Linked DNA regions of Homo sapiens: region 1 is linked to region 2. A link is an interaction called in ENCODE POLR2A ChIA-PET data of the cell type or tissue named here. Cell type or tissue: Panc1. All regions are shown on one strand. Each heading gives the region's core, and the rest is flanking DNA. Links, peaks and the distances in the headings are about the cores only.

Evidence for each region. ChIA-PET counts read pairs that join two places held together with the same protein. Peaks named below come from ENCODE experiments on the same cell type or tissue, not always from the same donor. Only the 100,000 strongest peaks of a DNase experiment are listed, where the experiment ranks them.
Region 1: POLR2A ChIA-PET joins it to region 2 with 17 read pairs; 2 of 35 experiments call an interaction of 5 or more read pairs at or near these places.

Annotation. Positions count from the first base shown.
Region 1 is chr6:15,396,149-15,407,553 of GRCh38, forward strand. The region is part of intron 2 of JARID2 (jumonji and AT-rich interaction domain containing 2); the gene reads left to right. Among named protein-coding and RNA genes, the nearest start is that of DTNBP1-AS1, 140 kb to the right of the region's middle. RefSeq lists enhancers at 6,490-6,990, 7,850-8,144, 8,214-8,904. In Panc1, for the core only: no CTCF peak of the experiment used is centred there; a DNase peak (open chromatin) is centred at 4,730; H3K4me3 peaks cover 1,023 bases; H3K27ac peaks cover 593 bases.
Region 2 is chr6:14,578,284-14,589,688 of GRCh38, forward strand. LOC101928354 (a long non-coding RNA gene) reads right to left here. Exons shown (of 4, transcript XR_241980.4): 4 at 8,021-11,405. Among named protein-coding and RNA genes, the nearest start is that of LINC01108, 300 kb to the left of the region's middle. In Panc1, for the core only: a CTCF peak has its summit at 6,368 (motif pointing left); no DNase peak of the experiment used is centred there.

The sequences.
Region 1 (11,405 bases), core at 1,679-9,678, 820 kb after region 2:
GATCACCTTCAAATATGTTAAGTACATTTTATTATGTGTTTCTTTTTCCAGCCAAAAAGCCAACAATATATATTGAACCAAAATTTGAGTGTTTTATTACCATGAATACATGTAGGTAGCCCTGTATGTTTACAGTGTAGCACAAACCCTTTTACTTGTGTAATTAATGCCTCCAACACCAGTGTTGTCCTTATTTCCGTTTAACAGGTGAGGAAACTGAGGCAGAAGTCTTATGATTTTTCTTAATCATTCTTAATCATAGCTATGTGTACTATGATCCACTAAGGTTTTTAGTGCAAGGTGTTTATCAAATAAGTCAGTATTTTTTAATTTAAAAAATTCATGTAGAATACAGTAGTCCGCCCATATCCATGGGTGATACATTTCAATACCCTCCGTGTATGCCTGAAACTGTCGCTATTACCAAACCCTGTATATACTGTGTTTTTTGCTTATACATAAATACTGTACAGTGCAGAGCATTCACGTCCTGGGCAGGATAGTTCAAGGTTTCAGCATGCTACACAAAATGGTGTGCAATTTAAAAGTTATGAATTGTTTATTTTGGGGATTTTTAAATTTAATATTCTCAGACCTTGGTTGACCATGGCTGACTGAAACCTTGGAAATCTAAAATCCGGATAAGGAGGGCTACAGTGTTGTCTTTTTTGATAGCTTCTGAATTGGAACAACTACTTTAATTGTAGCCTTAACAACCCAGTTAGTTTCACGAGTTTGCATACCATCACCCAGTCCGGGTCACCCTACTATGTTCTTGTAATTATTGGTATTATTTTATAATTGTACAGTGTGGCCTTGTTGACATGTTAGCTATCGGGCCAGCCACATGCATTACAAAGTTCAGCACTGTTGGTGTTTCAGGAATTACCAAGCCTTCTTGGAAAGCATTCAAGCCAGACTGTGTGTGTACCTAATTCTGGTTGGTATAGTGCCAGTGTATTAACTTTTATTTAAATAAAATTCCAACAGGTAACATTTATTATTACTATACTGCTGTCACAGAGTGCCCACACTTTAATGATGTTTTTGAAAGTCAAATATTAGCACAGTAGATCCCCTTTCTGCATTAATTTTTATCACACCCTATGTGATATGGTCAATACTACGTAATTTCATCCATATAACACAGAAATATCATTACAAATACATGGCTGATGCTGTATGATCATTACAATTCTGTATTATGTGAAATTCTCTGGCACCATAACCTTGTACTCTCTTCTATCATACGACAATCCACACCACCCTACCCCTCCTTTGCGATTAGTAGTTTTGGGGAAATTATTAATAGCGTGGTACTGAAATACCAAGGCACCAACTGGGGTTGGTCTTGGGGTTGAGGTGATAATTAGGTGGATGGCAGCCATGAACCTGGGTGTCTGCATAGAATTACTGTGAATATGAGATCCCATCTGAAAATTCTGACTTCTCCTGAATTAGAGTTAGTAGAGTTCCTTGGTCTCTCTTGTGACATGTTATAGAAGGTCTTTAAACATTTTGAGATTCCAGTGGTAACATTACTGGTGCAAAATCAAAAGTTGACACCTGCTTTGGAAACTGATTTGCCATTCAACTTGTAAATTTGAACATTTGCATATCCAAGGATATCTACCACTTCCAGTCCCAAATATTATCTAAGAGAAACTCTAGTGCATGATTTCCAGGAGACTTGCAGAGAGGAATTGCAACATGGTTCATGATAGCAATAAACTAGAAGCGCCTTAGATGCCCTTGGACATGAGAATCATGGTGGAATACCTACCATTCATCAGTTGTGTAGTATTATAAATACTCCATTGTGTAATAATGAAAATGGATAGGCAAGCGATATAATAAGCAAGGCCACGGATGGATCTTAGTAACTTGATGTTGAGTTGGAAAAAACCCAATTCCCATTGGAACCTGTTTTGTAAAGTTTATAATCAAATGCAGTGAAACAAAATGCTATTTATATATGTTTATGTTATAATATTAAAAAGTTAGCACATAGGCAAGGCTTTAGGTTATGTTTGAGTAGTTTGGTTTGGCAGCGGGTTCACAGATATTCTTTATATCCTTAAAAATTAAAGTGGATTGATTATTCAGAGGACTTTGGTTTAAGATTTATGACTTGCTCTGATATTTCACTGTTGAAACTTAGATGGTGGTGCCTTCAGCCTATTAATGAACATGGATGGAGCAAAGAAAAGTTCTTCCCCAGTCTTTCCGCCCTCTGCTCTTTCTTGTCTTTAAATATTGTAAGTTGTGTTGTTATTCCTAAATTGAATCCATTTCTTAGTGTTATTCTTGGTCTTCCAGAGGATGCTGTGAGTCTAATAGGGTAGTTTGCATGTTTCTTCTTTAGTAGGGGACCAACATTTCATGTAAACAGTCTAAAACTTATGGCTATTTACAACGGAGAGTTTTGTTAAGTCTCCTTCCTGGCCTGACAGACACAGGACTGACTCGCATGTACTGTGTTTTAGGAAATATTGCCTGCATGATCAGGAAGTAATGACGATGGTCAGGCTTTTCTTATTTCTTAAAATTTAAATACCCGTTTCTCTTTAATTGACTAGAATAGGAGGAAGCAGTGGAGATAGGAAAGGGGCAGATAGTGTTTTATTAGTGCTGATGCCTGTGTGCACTCTGAGTGTTTGAGTGACAGAACTGGGGGTGTTCAGGAAAACCACTAATCATACGTGATTCTGAAACTTCATTTCTGGCCAACTGTTTATGTCTCGGCGTTTCTACTTTTCTTACCAACCTTGCTGAGAATTAGCATAATCAGAATATCTGCCTCAGGTCTCCTTTCCAATTCTCTGCTTTGGGTGCTGTTGATCATTGAAGCAGCCAAAAGACATGTCCCAGTAGAAGGAAGAGGAAAAAGGCCAAATAGTCATCCCCCGAATGTCCTTTAATTGACTCTGTATGACTTACGCTGTAGTGGGGTGCATTCCAAACACTTGTTCACTGTTAACAGGAACGTGCTGCACTGTAGAGCACTAAATAAGGGTCTGCTCTGGGGGCTCACCCTGGCAGCCATTGGAGAGCACCTCTTCTCCAGCCTTCTATGTTCTGTAGGGAATTGTATATTGAGGTTACCCCACCCCTTCTTCCCCAGTGCCACTGGGTTCTCGGATAGCCTCCTGTCTGTTGAGACATAGGAGCTACCTCTGTGACCTTTGCTAAGAGACAAACTTGTTTTTAGCCACAGTTTCATCATCTATGAAGTGGGGGAATTGTAGTAGAGTATCTCTGAGGCCCTATGTATAATTATGATTTTAAAGTGGTGGATATCAACTAGACACTAAGGAGGACCATCATCTACCTTCGTGATGTCTGTGTGTGTGTGTGTGTTTATGTACATGTATATATATATTTATGTTTATATATTTTTGATGTAAGAAGTTGTGGCATGTTCATGAGCTTTAATTATTTAGGAAACAAGAGTTGGCCATTGTGGAGAGAATACCCGCTAGCCTGGGTGACTTCACTCCTGAGCAAAGTTGACATCTACCTTCAGGGTTTTTGTGAGGTATAAATAAGTTACTGTGTGTGAAGTATTAGAACCCAGAAGGTCCTCGTTAGATGGTTCCACAACTAGGAAAGAAGAAACTGAAAGTATTAGTAAGGCATGTTTCCATTTCCTCTGGATGCATCTGAGGAAAACTTCCAGTGCCATGTGGACTTGGCCACCATCTTCCTCCCATTGGAAGGGCATGAAGAGAAGCATGTGGTAGTGTTGAGAGCATGTGTTTTGGACATTATCATTGCTGGTTGAAGTTCAAAGAAAGGCTTCAAGAAAATTGACTTTAAAAATCAAAAAGCTATAACATATGAAAGGAGATGTGTACTCCAGTTGTCTGAGGCCAGGGAGCTGGCCAGCCCTCAGTTGGACTCCTGCCTTTTTCACCCCTCCCAGCAGCTGCCAGACCACAGAGCCAGTTCTGTGAAAGATCCTCAAGAAACAATGAGAGAAAACAGCTTCTGTTTGATTAGATTAGATCAATTTATGTGCCTCGGGGAGGGGCCTGCGCAGGGCAGGGGGAGGGGTGCCCCTCTGTTGTTGGTGGGGGCAGCGGTGGCCCATGCGGTCACTTCATAAGTAATGAGGCTCCGTGGAAGCTGGAATCAGAGTAAGGGGGAGGGCGGGCTGGAGGAGGAGCATGTGGAAAGAGATTTCTGCAGTCTGTCTGGAGAGCTGCCCAGGTTTCCCAGCCAAAAAAACAAATAAAAATAAATAAAAGGCAAGTGCTGAATGACACAGATTATGATATTAAAAAGGGATGCCATTGAAACTGCGCCCTGGAGTCCGCTGTCTGTGGGGGTGGGGTGTGCTTGGCAATGGGGTGGGGGCATCTGACCGGCTGGGGACACAAAAGTGTGCACAATTAAACTGTGAATGTCCCCCTCCCCCCATATGTCAGAAATTCTATACTTCGGATTTGTCTGCATTGCAGGTTGGGGAAATGGCAGGATGAAAAGCTAGTGACTCTTTTCCTTTTTCTCATTTTAATTTATCAGGGTGGGGGGAGCCAGCCGGAGACCCCTCCTCTTTGGTGTTCGATTCCCTCCCTTGCACATAAATAACCTTCTCTCCTGGCTGCCTCCCCTCCCCCTCGGCCCCATTGCTGTTCTGGCCGTCCTATTGCCGCGCGGAATCTGCACTGCCGCTTGCTTATTACGTACAGGGGAGGATTGTTGACAAGTGCTCCGGAGCCTGCCTCACTGCGCTCTTCCTCCCTCCCTCCCTCTGTCCTTCTTCCTCTCTGTCTCTCTGCAATGATCCGGCTCTGAGGATGGCTGCTCCACGGGTCTGTCAGGTGCAGTTTTTGGTGGCTTATCTTGAGGAACCTGGGATAGAAGGTCTGTTCCTATAAATAAAAGACAAACCAAATAGCTCTAGATTTGTTTCAGGCTGGTATGGCTTTTGTTGGAGAAATAGGCCTTTGTGGGTTTCCCTGCTGGGGTCCTGATTAAATCCATTGTGGATGGCAAGGTGCTATATATATATATATATATGAGAGACTATGTAAAAAGTGTTGCAATTTGCTTAATATTAATATTCTTTTAGCTTTGATATCCTCCCTAGGGGCAATGGTGGCTCCTGCAAAGGCACTGTGGAAATTTACAAGAGAGAATTAATGTCGCTCTTAAAGCATTAAGCTCTGTTGACCATTTTGGCCAAAGCTGCAGTTTCAATCAGGCTTGTATGACTTTAGACATTTCTCTGGAGACTGAATGCCATCCAGCTATAGCTGGTCCCTTTTATTTTATTACCAATTTATCTGATCATTTCCCAGCATTTAAAAATAAATGTTTGATTAAAGTTAATTAGTTCATCCTCACCATAGCTCTGGTTTCCTTCATAAACAGCATGTTTGCTTTCATTTCCATTAATCCTTTCTTTTTCTTCCTCCATCATCTTTCCTTGAAAGATGGAGGAAACTGAGGCATGCAAATAGATCCTGAGACCTGAAGTGGTTCTGGATTGAGACCTTTAAACTTCGAGTGCTCTTGATTCTTCTCCCGAATTTCGTGCATTAATTCATGTCTGTATTACTGTCTGTAAACACAGATGAATTTCAGGAACCTTCAATGTTTGGTGCCTCAAATCTTAGCAGATTCCATGGCCACATTCCTATAGTGCTGCTTTCTGTACTGCTTCCATTCATTATATTTCAGTAGTGGAAAGAATGCTGCTCTGGGAGGCAGTAGGCCTTTCTGAAGTTATTTGTTGTCAGCAGTTTTTTTTTTTTTTTTTTTTTTACTTTGAATGGACTACTTAATCCTCTCTGAATATATTCATTTGAAAAGTAGGAGGGCAGTTGATTTCTTGATATGTGAGTGAGGTAATAAGGAAACAGGGGAACTACTGTCCCTCCTAGTCATGCTACAAAGAAAACAGAACTTAGAACTTCCAAGAGATTCCTTTTATCCTAGGGAATGAAGGCAGCCCAGAGAGGTTTCAGGGCAAAGGGTGTGGCTGTTTATTTATCTACAAATTATGGTGTCAGTCAGGACACAAAGTTTGTGGAGCTTTGCCCATTTATCATTACAGATTAGTACACAAACCGATAACTTTATGGCACTTGTCGATCGAGTTAAAGCAGCAGCTTTGCTTATCTTTGGAGAGCCTGGCTCAAATTGGATACCTGGTTTCTTTTGGTACCTTACATTTGTGGGGTAAAGATGATAGGAAGCTTTAGAGACCTAAGTACATACACACTTGTAATTACTTGAAGGTAGAAGAATATCATTAGCTATCTGTGAACATGCTGTGTTCATGGACATCTCCCTTTGAGAAGTGCAAATTCTGTGAGATGAGAAATCAAATTTGGGCCTGTTAGTTTATCTGAACACAAGACTTTCCACATGTTGGGCCCATTTATCTGTCTTAGAAAAAATCTCAAAAAAAAATGCCCTTGTGTTTCCGTCTCCTTCATGTGACTGAGTTCCCTTGCTCTGCAGTGATGCCATTGTTCTGCCGCTCATGGTTACACATCAGCCTAAGCCCACTGTCGCCTTGAGTCAGTTTTCTTCTGTAGGCGGCTTTTGACCTTGGAGGTGGTCAGTTCTGGGCCCTCTGTGGTGTGGAATTCTTTTCATGAGCTGATAGAAGCTCGAGTTGCATATCCTAGGGGATTCCAGGGATTTATATTTTGGTGCGTATTTATAACTGGGTTGTCTGGTGGGTGTGTGTTTGACTGGGTTGTCAGTGTAAAATTAAAAGGGTGTTGAAATGAAGTGTGGACCCAGAGCAGTTACGGCCTGGGATAGAGTAGTCATGGGATTGGACACAAAACTAGAACTGCCGATTGTAGAGCATCGTGGGTGTTTATAATTCAGTCATTATTATTATTCTAGGTACTGTACTTGTTCTGATTGTTATAAAGGTCATATTAAGGATGAAGAAGGAGTGAAGAGGGGAAGAGAGTGGGGAGGATGAGCCCTTGCCCCAAAGAAGTAACAGGGAGTTGTGCCAAAATGAGCAGTACATTTATGTTCACAGTGGTGATCATCAGAGTTTAAATAGCTTCTGGTCTGTTTGGGAAATCTTTCATGAAGATCACGGCTCTTTGTTTTTGTGAGAGGTTTTGTGTTGAATAAAGTTAAACTGTCAGCCTTGTTGTCTATTTTTATTTATTTTTGTTGGAGCCTTTCAGTGAGCAGTGTTTTCTGTCCCCCTGGGATTGTTGGTTAGGATGTACGAAGGGGAGATCTTTTGTCTTTTGGTGGTTCTTACTCATTTGGGGTCTAGAGAGCCAGAATGGGGCCCATTCTAGTAGTAGCAGTGTTCTGCTTACCTCTTCCTCTGAGGAAATAGGAGATATCTGCTGGGTTTGTTCCTTTGTAGCTCAAGGCGTTTATTGCCTTCTGGGGCCCAGGGTCCTATCTTTCTCAAAGAGTCATTTACTTGTTTCTGAAATAGGAAAAAAAGGATAGAGTCAGACATTTTCCTTATCTACCCAGTGACCCAACTTTTCCATGTTAATAATGAACACTGTGTCAGGTCTTAGTATCTAACGCTTTCTCAAAAAATTGTGCATGCAAAAGAGGTGTAGATTGTTGAAGGTGTGTCGTGGGGGCGGATTCTGGTGGTGGTGAGAGAGCTCTTGTGAGATTGTTGATTTACAAATCAGTATTTACATCTGTTTTTGCAGGGGTTAAATATAACAAAAATATGTCCCCCGCGTCCACCTATTCATCCTCCCCATTCCTGCCTCCAAATCTTGGGACTGTTTTAAGTAGTGATGGGTGGGGGTGTTTTTGGATTGTCTTTTCTTGACCGGAATGGGAAATCTCCATAGCTGATTTGACAGTAGACAAAGGGGAGCCCTAGTCGGCTCAGGGGCTGGTCTCATAAGGGAAAGGGATAATTATTTTCCATAAGCCGAGGTATGAAACCACTTTCATTTGTGCCTCGTTGACCACAAGTGTGCCACCGACATCCTGCCTCATGACTTGGCATTTGTTCTCAGTCACACCAGTGTGTTGATCTGGTGAGCAAGTCAGTGGACAAGCCTGGGCTGTGCTCTGCAGACCCTGTGCCCTGCTCGCCCCTCTCCCTGGAGCTCTGTGCTCCATTGGAAGCTTCACATGCTGACCTGCATGTGTACAGTGATGGGCAAACTCCATGTTCATATTGACCATGCCAAGCAGGCCCAAAGCCAAATCTGCCCTGGCATCGGAATGCCTACCCTGCTTAAAAAGCAATTCATTTTTTTTTCTCTTTGCAAAACTTGAGTGAACATAACATTTATTTTTCACTATCAATGGCAGCAAACCATGCATTCTGATGACCTCAGAGAGGGCCCTACCTCAGCCATGGGGGCTGCTTTTATAATTTTTCTATCATCTTAAAGTGCACACACACACACACACACACACACACACACACACACACACACACACACACACAGAAATTGCTGCTGAAAATGAAAGCTGTCTTTGGATGCTTGACTGTTTGATATGTAATGTGATAACCTTGTCTCACAGTGACAGGGTGACAGACGGCATTGGCTCTATAATACAGAATTACCTTTTGTGCATCTTTTCTACAACAAAGCTAAATACATTGAGTCACCCTAATATGCTAATGACTTTGGTGTGCTCCAGATGTTTTAGAAGCCCTGGAACAGCCTCAAAGCCCTCCTTGTTTTTCCTTTCTTTTTAACCCTTGTTTTGGGGCACTGCTTTTGTGGAATAGAGCCATTGGCTTTTCCTTTAGTTTTCTATTGTCATGTATGTGTAGCTAATGAGAGAGGACTGGTAAAACTTCTTTGTGTCTAAAACATCATAAAATGATACAGACTACATGCTCTAGTCCCTTTTTTTTTCCAGATATTAGAAAAGAGTTGTCTTCTGTCCATACATTTGTGTTCTGAAATCTGTCGTTCTCATTGGTTGCTTTAGAAGTTCCTTCAGCTAAAGGAATCTTTGGCCTAATTTGTGTTTCAATTTTCCCAACGCCCATCATATAAGGCAAGAGGGAGATAGCCATACACTAGTGTCTCCAGTTACCAAGAACAACAGGAATTCCTATTCCATTTTGATGCTGCTGTTCCAGACTCAGAAGCCTGTTTTGTTGTATTGTTTTGTGCGGTCTTTTCATTTCTTGCTAATTTGGGAGATGCGGTGAAAAGCTCCTGAATGTGCAGAGCTGCTGATGGCAGGGTTCTGTTGTGTTCAATTTCTTTAGAGTTCTCGGCTGCACAAATGGACACTGCCTTGTGGCTAAATGGTCTTGGATCCCAGACGCACTTCTCCCGTCAGCTGATGGTGACTAGCTGAGGTTGCAGGCACAGTAACCAAGCTGCCTTTACTGCAATGATTTACAATTTTCAGCTCATATTTATTGCTTTTGTGAAAGACAATAGACATGGTTTAATTTAAGTTCAACCTACTGAATATTAATAGAGGAGAACAAATGCTAATGGGATAGACTGACTCTTTGGGCCATTCATTCAATTTCCTCTGTTTAACCTCCTCTCCCCAACAAAGGTTTGTGTTGGTCGGGGTGGGGGAGGGGGTTGGAAAAATAAAAACGGTTTGAGTGTGTGAAGGAGGGGATGCCATTTCATTATTTCTCGTTGACTAAAAATAATAATTTTAACAATTGGTGGCAGGGCTTTGTTAGGGGAGAGAAAAGGCAGTACATTAGCTTGGCTAATGTTATAATAATGGCTCTGTTGCCCTGTGGCGTCATATTCCATCTTGCTGACCTGGCCCTCCTGGATTGGGCAGGCTGTATGATTGGGCTTAAAACATTCAAAATGAAATGTGGTAGCCAGTACAGTGGAGATTGGTCGCCAGCGGGGGGGTTAGATAAAGAAAAAGCCCAGGTTTATTTAACCATGTAGGCTGTCTGACTATTAATAAATGTAAATGTTTTCTGGGCTGATATATACAGAATGGAAGTACTCACATTGAAAAAGTTGATCACGTGCAGAATAAAGTCAGTCTTGCGCCTTCGTAAGGGCCAGTAAAATCTATGGTCCTGGCCAGGCGCGGTGGCTCACGTCTGTAATCCTAGCACTTTGGGAGGCTGAGACAGGTGTATCACAAGGTCAAGAGATCAAGACCGTACTGGCCAACATGGTGAAACCCCGTCTCTACTAAAATTACAAAAATTAGCTGAGCGTGGTAGCGAACGCCTATAGTCCCAGCTACTCAGGAGGCTGAGGCAGGAGCACTGCTTGAACCTGGGAGGCGGAGGTTGCAGTGAGCCAAGATTGTGCCACTGCGCTCCAGCCTCATGACAGAGCGAGACTCTGTCTCAAGGTCGGGGGAGAGGGGAGCCTATGGCCCTTTAATTTGTATAAAGGCAGTTCCTTATGTATGGGCCCCATTTTATGAATCTGGAACATGAATGTGATTCTCTTCTAGTTCAGGTACTCATTGCAATCCTCAGAATGGTGGAAAACTTGGAGTTCTTGGAAGATTTAGTTAGATAAGGGCCTGGAACAATGGAGTCAGTACTTTGATTTCTTTTTGCTCAGTCATGCCTTATCAGAGTAGCCTTATCTGTTTTGCATTTTGCTTACATAAAATCGTTTAATATTCCTAGGTATTTTTCATGTGTAAAATCTCTTCATAAAATTACCCCTAATTTATACTTAAGCAATTGATTTGCAGGGTGAGAGGGTGGTTGGGGAGAACATTACACATCTCTTTACATTTATGCTTCTTAGACATGCACATTTTTTCCAACCTGTTAACTTTTTTGTCTCTATTTGTCACGTTGGCTGATTCTTGTAACTTTGTGACATTTTGCAGGCAAGTGTCTTTTTTTTTCTGCAAAATTATTGATAAAAGGTACATGAGGCCATGTGCGGTTTTCACGCCTGTAATTCCAGTGCTTTGGGAGGTCGAAATGGGCGAGGATTACTTGAACCCAGGAGTTTGAGACCAGCTTGGCAACAAAGCAAGACCCCATGTATAAAAAAAAAAGAAAAAAATTAGTGGGGCATGGTGGTGCACACTTGTAGTCCCAGCCATTCGGGAGGCTGGCTTGAGCCTAGGAGGACTGCTTGAGCCCAGGAGGCTGAGGCTGTTGTGAGCATGTCACCGCACTCTAGCATGGGTGACAGAGCAAGACCTTGTCCCTCTGCACCCCCACCCCCCAAAAAACAAGTCCCCAGAGCAGCCAAAGCAGCATTAGTGTCACCTGGGAATGTGTTAGAACGGGGGACACTTGGGGGGTGATTCGCATGCATGCTCAAGTTTGAGAGTCACTTCTCTTTACAGTCACCCAGATTCATTTTGTCAGGAGGACAGAAGCAAAGCTGTCATCAAAAAGCTTAACTTTCTTACTTACTTGCTAAATCATTTGTTCATTCTTTCATGCATTCACCTCTTATTCAGCTAAGACTTCAGCTGCTGTTATGTACCAAAGGGTA
Region 2 (11,405 bases), core at 2,068-10,067:
TTTATTTTAATCTTTCTTTCGTCTTTTCTAACTCTTTGTCTCACAGGACCCCAGAATGAATGCTTTGTCTAGATCAATCTTCTGGCTCAAAATTTTGTTAGTCTGTTTAATCATTAATTTTTTTAAAAAATCCACCTGTTATATATATGTATGTGTATATATATATATGTTATTTCTAGACATTATATTTTGAGATAACACACACATGCACACACACATACACACACACACACACACACACACACACACACACCAAAAAATACTAAATATACTTTGTGGTGATACCAACCCAGGATCTCTTTAAATTATTATTTTTTTCTTTTTTGCATGAAGTGTCTTCAGCCCACACAGGTAGTATGAATTCAGACAGAAAGCTCACAAGTAACCACGGCTTATGGTTACACATTCTCACAGAAAAATCTCTTTTTCCTCTACCTAGCTCCTAGGGTTGCGGCAGAAAGGTGTTCTCAATGTCCTTTTCTGAATGGTGGAATTTATTTCCCATCAATCTAACAGGGACTTGCGCTCTCAGCTTGACACAGAGGTGGTGGAGTGGGGGGTGGGCTGTGTTTTTCTATTATATTCCTCACCTTGGAAAATCTAGATGTCCTGCCCCAGATGCCCTGTGAGGCTATCAAAACAAATGCTCAAGGACTGAAGTCTTCAAGGTTTGGCAGCAAGCTCTTGGGAGAAAGCCAACTTCGGTACAGTGTCCTCGTTTTTACTTTGTTTAAAATGCTATAATCCTGAGAAAAATATCAGATAAATCCACATTAAAGGACATCCAGCAAAATACCTGACCAGGACTCTTCAAAACTGTCCAGATCATGAAAGACAATGAAAGACTGAAGAACTGGCATAGACCAGGCCAAGGGAGACTGATGGGACAGAACAACTCAATACACCATGGACAGTACCCTGGAATGGATTCTGGACACTAATGGGAAAACGAGTGAACTCTGTAGAAAGTCTGGAGCTAACAGTGATGTACTAATGTTAATATGGAGGTTTTGTTTTTGTTTTTTGTTCTTTGTTTTTTTGAGACGGAGTCTTACTCTGTCACCCAGGCTGGGGTGGAATGGCACCAACTCAGCTCACTGCCACCTCTGCCTCCCGGGTTCAAGCGATTCTCCTGCCCCAGCCTCCTGAGTAACTGGGATTACAGGTGCAATACGGAGGTTTTGAAAAATATGTCATCTTAATGTAAGATAATAACCTTAGGGGAAACTGAAACTGGAACTCTGTGCTATCTTTGCAACTTTTCTGTAGATCTAAAATTATTCCAAAATAAAAAGTGTATTGGAAAAGAAAAACTCTGATGGTGTCTTACTTTCATTTCAGCTCAGTAGTGTATTTAAAAAGGCGTTTATGGCCTGGCGCTGTGGCTTATACCTGTAATCCCAGCACTTTTGGGAGGCCACGGCAGGTGGATCACAAGGTCAGGAGATCGAGACCATCCTGGCTAACATGGTGAAACCCCATCTGTACTAAAAATACAAAAAATTAGCCAGGCGTGGGGGCCGAGATCACACCACTGCACTCCAGCCTGGGCGACAGAGCGAGACTCCATCTCGAAAAAAAAAAAAGAAAAAGGTGTTTATATCTTTAAAGAAATAGTATTTTAGTTGTTTGATTTGGGAGGGTCCTGTACAGTATCCATCATACCAGCTATACCACTAGAAACAAAGCCTCTTCTTTGTTATTCTTTCCCCTTTAGGGAAGAATGGATCAGAATCATAACAACCAAATGAGTGAAAAGTTATGGAATCAGCGTAGGATATGCTCAAGGAATGAGGACCTAGAGAGTAAAAGATGTTTAAAAGAAAACAAACATAGCAGTTATAGAAAAGTAACACCAGTTCACATGGATCCATCAACAAGGGGAGGTTACTCAATAGGCCCACTTGGTATATATAAAAATAACATAAGGCAAAAGATATCAATACTTTCCTTGAATGGAGTTTGTTATGGGTCAAATTGTTTTTCCCCCAAGTTTATGTTGTTTATGTATTGAAGTCCTAATCCCCAGTTCCTTAGAATGTAAGATGATTGGAGACAAGTTCTTTACAGAAGTGTGGAGGTTTAAGTGACTCCATCTTGGATGCTAATCAGCCATGTTGGATTCTGATTAACCACAGTTCCAGGAAGGTCTCTAAGATTTCCAGTTCATCTATTGTTTCCTGCGTAAACTTAGGTACTTACTGTAAATCTTGCCCTTAGGTAAGACAACCTTGATGTTATCATACTTCAATTGTCCCACAAATCCGTTCTGAACCACCCCTTTTTTTATGGTCTACAAGCCCTGGGTCTGGGGGATAATGGTGCAGCGGTCCACCATCTTGTCTCGCCATCCCCTGAAACCCAGACATGGCTTCTGTTCATAAGTCCCAGTTCTTTCTAAGAAACTGGATTTGTCAGCCTCTTTTTTTAGCCTCTTAGCTTCCTTGGACTTTGGGAGTAGGGTTGCATAGACCTGCCCACCATGAAACAAAAAGTAATCAAGTTACAATGATTTAGAGTGGGCTCTTATCCAATACAACTGGTGTCCTTATAAGGAGAAATTTAGACACAGACATGCACACAGAGAGAACATCATGTGAAAATGAAGGCAGAGATCTAGATGATGAGCCTGCAAGCCAAGGAATGCCAAAGATTACCAGCAAACCACCAAAAGCTAGGGAGAGAAACATGAAATAGAGTCACGCTCAAAACGCTCAGAAGAAACCGACCCTCCTAACACCCTGATCTCAGACTTCCAGCCTCCAGAACTATGCAAGAATACACTTCTGCTGTTTAAGCCACCCAATTTGTGGTACTTTGTTATGGCAACCTAACAAACTAAAACAAAGTTATTCCCTAAAACTCTACACGAAGTCTTTGATTAGGAGGGCTAGCCAGCCTGGGTCTGCTGTGTGGCGATAGTTCAGACTACATATGCCTTAACTGTCTGGAGTAACCTGAAGGGGGCACGGAAGATGCTGTTCCCCCAGTTCATTTCCACCTGCTTCAACATTCCCAGAATTGGGCAATGTTCTCTTCTATTAATACTACAGTTCCACTCAGAGGTCCTGGAACACAATCAATAATTCTCCTCCAAAGTGCTTTCTACCTAAAAAAGCACGATGTTCTTATTGATGGTGTACTTAAAAAATGTTTTAAAGTAAATCTACAGAGCACCCTGGCTATTCAGATCCAGAAATTGATTAACCAATAGGATATAAAGACAGAGAGATGCTGCTATCTTTGGCAAGGTCGCACAGCAATTTGTAAGAGAGACTAAAATAGAATCAGCACCCCATTTCAGAGCCTGGTCAACAACTCAGATGACCTCCAGCAATTGATCTGGTCAGTCCCTCCAATTACGGGTCAATACATGAAGTCTTTAGACCCAGGAAATTCCTATTTCCTTTTTCAGCCCAATAAAGCCTAGTTCCAAGCCTTTACAAGTCAAGAAAATAAGATATGGGTTGCCCCAACATATACCCAATGAAGACCCCAAATCATGCAGCCTGATAGAGACTTGTTAGACTCTCAGACCTTCCAGCAGAGCAAATGGAATGTGTCCAGAACCAGACTCAATTCCTCTAAAGACATTAGATAGGCTTCTCCTCTATTGCCAAGTATCCCTTCCCTTTCTAAGAGCACAGCCCCTTCTCTTTTCTTCCACCCATGCTATAATATTAGAAGCAAAAGGGAAGCAAATGTTCCAAAGAATTCTGAACTAAAAAGCTTCCGATGTGGTGGGAGGGTGTGGAGTGAATGCATTATCTTGCACCAGTCACCAGGAATGGGTGTCAGCACCCATGTCAGAGGGCTGCCTGCACACAGCACCCATCTCTGAATCTGAACCCAATACCACCTCTTCTCCAGCTCAGCTTTCCCCAGGCCCTACACTAGACCCCCTCAGCACCAAGTGAGTGTCGAGGAAAGCACATGGGTTGTGGTCCTCTCAATATGTCTGGGCCCTCTTCCTTCTTTCCCATCCACAATGCTGGTGCCAGAGGCTCTCTTGGGCCATTGCCACAGCAGCTTATAAACCAGCACTGTCCGCAAGGGACACAATGCCAGCCACAAGGCAGACCACAGATAGCATTTTAAACTTAGTAGCAGTCCCTTTGAGAAGACTGAAAGGAAAGAGATAAAATAGATTTTAACAATGTGCTCTATGTAACTCAATATACCAAAAACATCATTTCAATGTGTAATCAATGCAAAATTATTAATGAGATAATTTACCTTTTTTGTGACATCTCCAAATTTTGGTATTTTAGACTTAACAGCACATTTGATTCAAACCAGCCACATTTCAAGAAGCAAATAGCCACATAGGTCTAGTGGCTGCCATATTGGACAGCATCAGGTTCAAGCATTCTCAGAGTTTCAAGGGATCTCTTATGGCTTCAAATCTTGGGAAGGCATAAGATTTTAGAGGACAGACATTTTCTCTTACACATCTTTTATATTTCCATTGGGGTCCATGAGAGAAAGTTCTAAGTTCCTTTTTTTTTCCCATTAAATTCATATAGAACTCAATTTCCTGCCCTTACATCTGTAGTTGTCTGCCTGAAAAGACTCCTTTCCCCTCTCCACCTCCCCATTTGCCTCAAGGCATCTATTTTTTTTCCTCTCCAGTTTAAAAGGCAATTCTTCAATGAACCAAAGCTGAGACAAGCATGGTTTCCTTGAAGCTCCAGGGAAGATTTATGCACTCTTCTGCTGTTGCACGTACTATGGTGCACTGCACTGCTTGAGAACATTGCTGTCTCCTCTGAAAAACTGAATACTTTTTTTTAAATGGGAATGTATCTTAACTCTGTATACCCAGTATTTAAAGGAAACTTTTTATTTAAGTATAATTTTTTAATAGCGATTTAATTCTCTTTGTACAATTAGTATCTCTCTCTCTCTCTGTACAATTAAGCTTTATGAAGGTTAGAGCTACCTCTGACTTACCCCAGTGATTAATGCACAACAGATACTCAATAGAAATTATTGGATGAAAAAATGAATACATGAGTTGATCATAAAGCAACTTACTCCTCTAGCAGGTATCTTTCTACTCAGCAATTCTTCTTGGAGCTATGTATGGCCCCAGAATATCAATACAAGTTCTGTTCCTTCTTCTAGTTGAATTTCAGATACTTCTGCCTATTAAGTTTCCCACATTATTTATCTTGTCAACATCTCCTTTTTCTCTATTTTTAAAAATTTTTTTTAATTTAAAAAAAAATTTTTAGAGACAGAGTCTCACTATGTTGCCCAGGCTGGAGAGCAGTGGCTATTCACAGGCACAATTATGGTGCACTCCCTGTATACCCAGCACTTAGCACAGGGCCTACCACAAGGCTGCTCATGACACGGTATCTCAGTTCCCCAGAATCAAATGATCCAAGAGAGAAAGAGAATGAAGGAAAGTGACCAAGACAAAAGCTACAGTGTCTTTCATAACCTCATCTTGGAAGTGACATGCAATCATTTTTGCCATATTTTATTGGTCACACAGACCACCCCTTGTCCAATGTGGGAAGAGTCCATACAGGTATGAAAATCAGGAGGTGGGGATCACCAGGGGTCCTCTTGGAGGCTGGCGATGGCCGTGGATATGGAGTAAGGAATGAAACACATGACTTCGAGACAGCATAAATCCCAGATGCAGTGCTCTATGGCACCTGAGTCACTGGCCTTAGAGACTATGCAACTAGCAAGTCAGACCCGGCCCATGCTCTCCACACATGCCCTCTTGCCACACGAATATTGCAGCTCAGTGTTTATGCCATTGAGTGATTTGCTACCCTTCTTCAACGTGGCCTCACGTGAGTCCATCTGGATAAGCCAGTCCCAAAGTCTGGGAAGTCAGCAACGTCTACCAGCAATGCATAAATGGACCTTAATAGGAATATATGCAGTTCAGTTTGCTGTGGTAAATAGATTCGTTTGTCAATTTTTTTTGTTTCAAATTTTTGAAGGCCTAATTCAAAGAGAAACCCATACATATCTAGGCTTTCTGTAGCTGAAAGCAATTAGCCACATAGCAATTGTAAAGAAACCTAAAGGGAGCATTTGGTTCACAAGTGGAAAAAAGATTGAAAATGTATCTCACCACAGGTGACAAAATTTAGGTAATAACAGTAGTAATACCAGAAGTTCAATACGATTTATTTTATATTTTAATGTTGCTTTATGAACCTAAAAGCCTTGGTAGGCAAATATTGTGTGAATTTCCTGAGACTGGAAAGCAAAAACCTTCGTCACCCTAATGATAAGTAAAAACGAGTAAGCAGTCTTGATATCCACACAGAAACACTATAACAGTGAGCCTTCAAGTGAAATTATTAAATACACGAACACAATGGGTGTCTGGGGCCCCACAGGTCCATCTTGTGGACACTGCTGGATTACCTACTGTTACAAGACTGTACTCCACTCAGAAAAAATGTTTGACCATAGATTGTAATGTTTACACATGCACGTAAAACATGAATGCAAATTTTTTTAAAGCATGCAATTAAAAAATAAATAGAAATTGGCTGGGTGCAGTGGCTCACGCCTGTAATCTCAACACTTTGGGAGGCCGATCGCGAGGTCAGGAATTTGAGACCAGCCTGGCCAACATAGTGAAACCCTGTCTCTACTAAAAATACAAAAAAATTAGCCAGGCGTGGTGGCAGACACCTGTAATCCCAGCTACTCGGGAGGCTGAGGCAGGAGAATCGCTTGAACCCGGGAGGCGGAGGTTGCAGTGAGCCGAGATCGCGCCATTGCTCTCCAGCCCAGGCAACGGTATGAGACTCTGTCTCTGAATGAATGAATAAATAAATAAATAAATAAATAAATAGAAATTATATATTTTTTCCTTCCCATACCACTTGTGAAACTCACTTTGGAGATTACTGTCTTAAACAAAATTTCCCTTCAGCTATTCTGTTACACTGTGCAGTAGACATGGCTGGCCAGAAGAGTTGGGACAGAGGGCTAGGAAAGGTGGATTCTCCCCTGAGTCTATTTGTACTTAAATCCACATAAGAACTGAGGAGCTCATGGAGGAAAAGGTGGATTGAACTCTAATACCCCTTGGGTTTCTAGGATATAGAAGCATGCCTAATGAATGAGAGAGAGAATTCCCAGGAAAGGGTGGAAGTTTTAAGGAGGATGGATGCTGTGGTGAGAGTATGTTGAGTTGATAGAGCCAGATTACACTGGGTCCAGGCAGTAAAGCTGGGTGAGAATATCCTTCCTCTTACCATGGAGATATCTCATGGATGGATTAACAAAGACCTACTGCAAGTGAGTGGAGGTTGCTGCTTGATGGGAACCCCATCCCTGAAGATCTATTAGGGTTTGAGCTGGAAGACCAAAGCTCAGCCATGCCAGGGTTAAGAGGCAAGTCATAACATAGAAAGCCTGAGAATCTCCACTCCCAAGCACCCAACACTGGAGCTTGTCTGTCACCTGCAAGGGTGACTGACGCTGAGGCTAGAGATGCCTAGTTCCTCTGTGTCAGAGAGAGGAGGAGCCTGTTTTCATGGAAAATGGTACCTCCAGCAGTACCAGCAATGTTCTCACTACAGAGTGAACCCTGCAGAAATTTCCAGCATGGGACTACTGTGTGGTCCTGGCTTAGCCAGCAGTGAAGTCATAAATGACCACAACTGATTTCTGGACACATGTTAATATCCCTAGGGATTCATGGAAAAAAATTGAGAAAAGAATCCTGGATGCAGTTTAGTTTTCTGCAGCCAGCAAGAGTATTTTTATAACCATGGTTTCATTTGTATGAGTGGGCAAGTGAGACTGAGACATTCCTATTACACACCTTAGATTGTCCTGCTGGAGCCACTAAGTGAAGCTGGAGAGGTTTAATACAAAACTGAGATAACAGAGTCATTGGAAAAATTACTTCTGTCTTAATTCAAGAGGAAAAGAAAAATATATAAACCTATTAAAATAATTTAGAGTCTTTGAAGCAAAGCAAAAAAGAAATTATACTATTAAAAAAATAGAGCAATGGGGTCTGGCCATCTCAGCAGATACCCTACTACATGACAAAATAAATAATGTAGTGGCAGTTAGTGCAATAGCTTCCATTTTAGAATATTTCAAAAATATCTGTGGGAAAAATAAACAATCCCATGCCTTCAGTGGAAGAGCTGAACCAAGTGTGGAAGCCAAGTAATCAGTTCCCAGCACAGAGGTGTCCACACACCCATTCTTCTCTCCCTGCTGAAATCTCACTAAAATATCAGCAAGATATAAAAAGCGGCTCAAGCCTACACGGCCAAAGAGACTTTGAGAGATGACAGTACACAATTGATATCAACAAAAGCTGAGAGCTGGAAGAGAGGTGAATTGCGGCTGAGTTAGCAGACCAGGGAGTGTTGAAATTTAAACCTGCCCCAGACAAAGCCACAAATACAAGATCTTGTTCCTTGAAGATTCCTGGAAAAACCCAGGTGTTTGGGTTACAGATCACACAGGAGGCCAGGATAACAGGAGAACTGGTAGAAAGATGTTGATGTGAGTCGGTTAAATGGGAGAATAAACAACAACAACAACAACAACAAAGACATGGGATCCTGGAAACAGAGAGTCTAAAACAGAAGAGAGAGAGAAAAAAATCAGGATGGTAGTGAAGAGAAACCACAAGAAAACACCTATGCTGCACCCCAAAAAGGCAAAACCCAAATTGGAGAAGAAAGACAGAGAGCTCTTGAGGAATGATGCCAAGAAAAGAGAGATGGAACTAAAAGAATAGTTGGCATGTTTAGGAATTAAGATTGTCAGCTGTATCAGATGGTTTAAGGATGAATTAATAATAGATACATGTAAAACACAAGCAAATAGAAAAAAAGAGGCAAATATTAGGTCCAAAGAAAATAAAAAGTTGTATAGAAAAGAAATATAATCATGACTCCCTATAACATGCACTATAATATCATGTAGTGAGCACTATTTACATAGCTGTGGCAGGCAGCTTAACGGCCTCTGTATTAGTCTGTTTTTGCATTGCTATAAAGAAATACCTGGGCCAGGCGCAGTGGCTCACGACTGTAATCCCAGCACGTTGGGAGGCCGAGGCGGGCAGATCACCTGAGGTCAGGAGTTCGAGACCAGCCTGGCCAACATGGTGGAACCCTGTCTCTACTAAAAATACAAAAATTAGCCGGGTGTGGTGGTAGGTGCCTGTAATCCCAGCTACTCAGGAGGCTGAGGCAGGAGAATCGCTTGAGCCCCGGAGGCGGAGGTTGCAATGAGCCAAGATCGCGCCATCACGCTCCAGCCTGGGGGACAAGACTGAGACTTCGAAAAAAAAAAAAAATCCTGGTAACTACCTAGGTAACTTATAAAGAAAAGAGGATTAGTTGGCTCATGGTTCTACAGGCTGTACAAACATGGTGCCAGCAACTGCTCAGTTTCTAGTGAGGCCTAAGGAAGCTTACAATCAATGGTGAGAGGTGAAGGGGGAGCAGGTGTATGACATGGCAAAAACGAGCAAGAGAGAGTGCAGGAAGAATTGGGCTCATTAAGCATCTAGCTCTCATATAAGCTAACTGAGCAAGAACTCACTCATCACCAAGGGGATGGGGCTAAGCTATTCGTGAGGAATACATTGCCATAATCCAACCTCCAACATTGTGAATCACGTTTCAACATGAAATTGTGAGAGGACAAACATCCAAACCATATCATTCCACCCCTGGCCCCCCAAATCCCATGTCCTTCTCACATTTCAAAAGACAATCATGCCTTCACAATAGTCCCCCAAAGTCTTAACCCGTTTCAGCATTAACTCAAAAGTTTCAAGTCTGAAGTCTCAATTGGAGATAAGTTCCTTCTACCTATGAGCCTGTGAGTTCAAAAACAAGTCATTTACTCCCAAGATATAATGATGGTGCAGGGAATGGGTATCATTCCCATTCCAAAAGGGGAAAATTGGCCAAAAGAAAGGGACAATAAGCCCCACACAAGTCTGAAACCCAACAGGGCAGTCATTAAATCTTAAAGCTCCAAAACCATCTCTTTTGACTCCATGTCCTGCAACCTGGTGCAAGAGGTAGGCTCTGCCCCTAGGGCATTCCAGGCTGCAGCCCCCTGTAGCTGCGCTCATGGGTTGGAGTCTGGCGCCTATGGCTCTTCCACACTGAGGTGGAAGCTCCCAGCTCTTTGATTCAGTAAGAAGAGTATTAAGAGAAAGTGTGCTGAGATGAAGAACAGGGGTTCTTAGATGGATGTCCTCTGGGAGGAGAGTCTGACAGCCCTTCAGAGCTGGATAATCCATCCAAAACAGGTAGTGAGGTCCATGAGACCAACAGAAACAGACAACTAATCAGGAGCTTGAAATAAGGGATAAGGTCTTTACGTTGAAAAGGAGATTGGCCAAGGAGAGAAGCAGGAGATGTCAGACCAAGCAACAGACTTTCTCCAGGAGCCTGGGGAAGATGCTCATGCAAGTGAAGCAGAGCTGGATGAGCTTAAAATATGGGCTACTTTAAGGAGAAGGACACTGGAGAAATACTTAACTGTTTTTACATACACTCATTGGACATATAACATAATGATGACAAATCTACAAAGCGACTCTTGTATTAATAGTATTGCATTAGTAGATTATCATTCGTACAATAGATGATGTTAATGCATGTCCTTGACTAAAGACCCTCTGCTAATCAGGCTACGGTAAGAAATTCCCATTCAAATTACAATAGCTATTATTATTATTTCACTCACTATAGTCTTGACATATTGTCTTAAAGTGGGCATGTATTTTAAGTTGTTGAAATTACAACAGTCTCAGGGTAGAAGTACTGTCTTCTGAATCAATGCCAGATTCCCATAAAATGCATCGCCAGCACCATAAGATTTTAGTATCCTATATGCGTTCTCCTCTAAGTTTGCCAAAATGATGATAATGATTATCATCATCTGCTCTCAATCGTGTATCTTTTCAGGGCAGCTTCTCTCATGAGAAGCTCATGGTGGTCTGCTGGGAACCGTTGCTCCAACCCTCTGCCCCACATCATGAAGAAATTGCTTAGCTGGAAAAAGAGCATAACAAAACGGAGGTTTCGAGGGCTTATCATTTCTGTTGGGTGGCCTCATCATTCACAACTGCCTGAGAAAGTGCAGACAAGAGAACAGGAAAAGGCCACCCATACTGAAGGGAGAGCAGATCTTGGGGCTGATATTTCTTACTTGCTTCACACGGCTCTTGGCTTTCTCTTGACGTGCTTTCAATCTCAGGTCATACTTTAGAGATGCCATTCCCTGCTCCCTTGCCTCATCAAATGCTGCCTTTCCTAGCCCAAGTATGATGTCTGATCTCTAAGCTTTGCCTCTCAGGTCTGGCTGCCCCTTCCCCAGGTCCTCTGATCCTACTTTCTCCTTTCTTGCTTCTTTGCAGTTGTGTT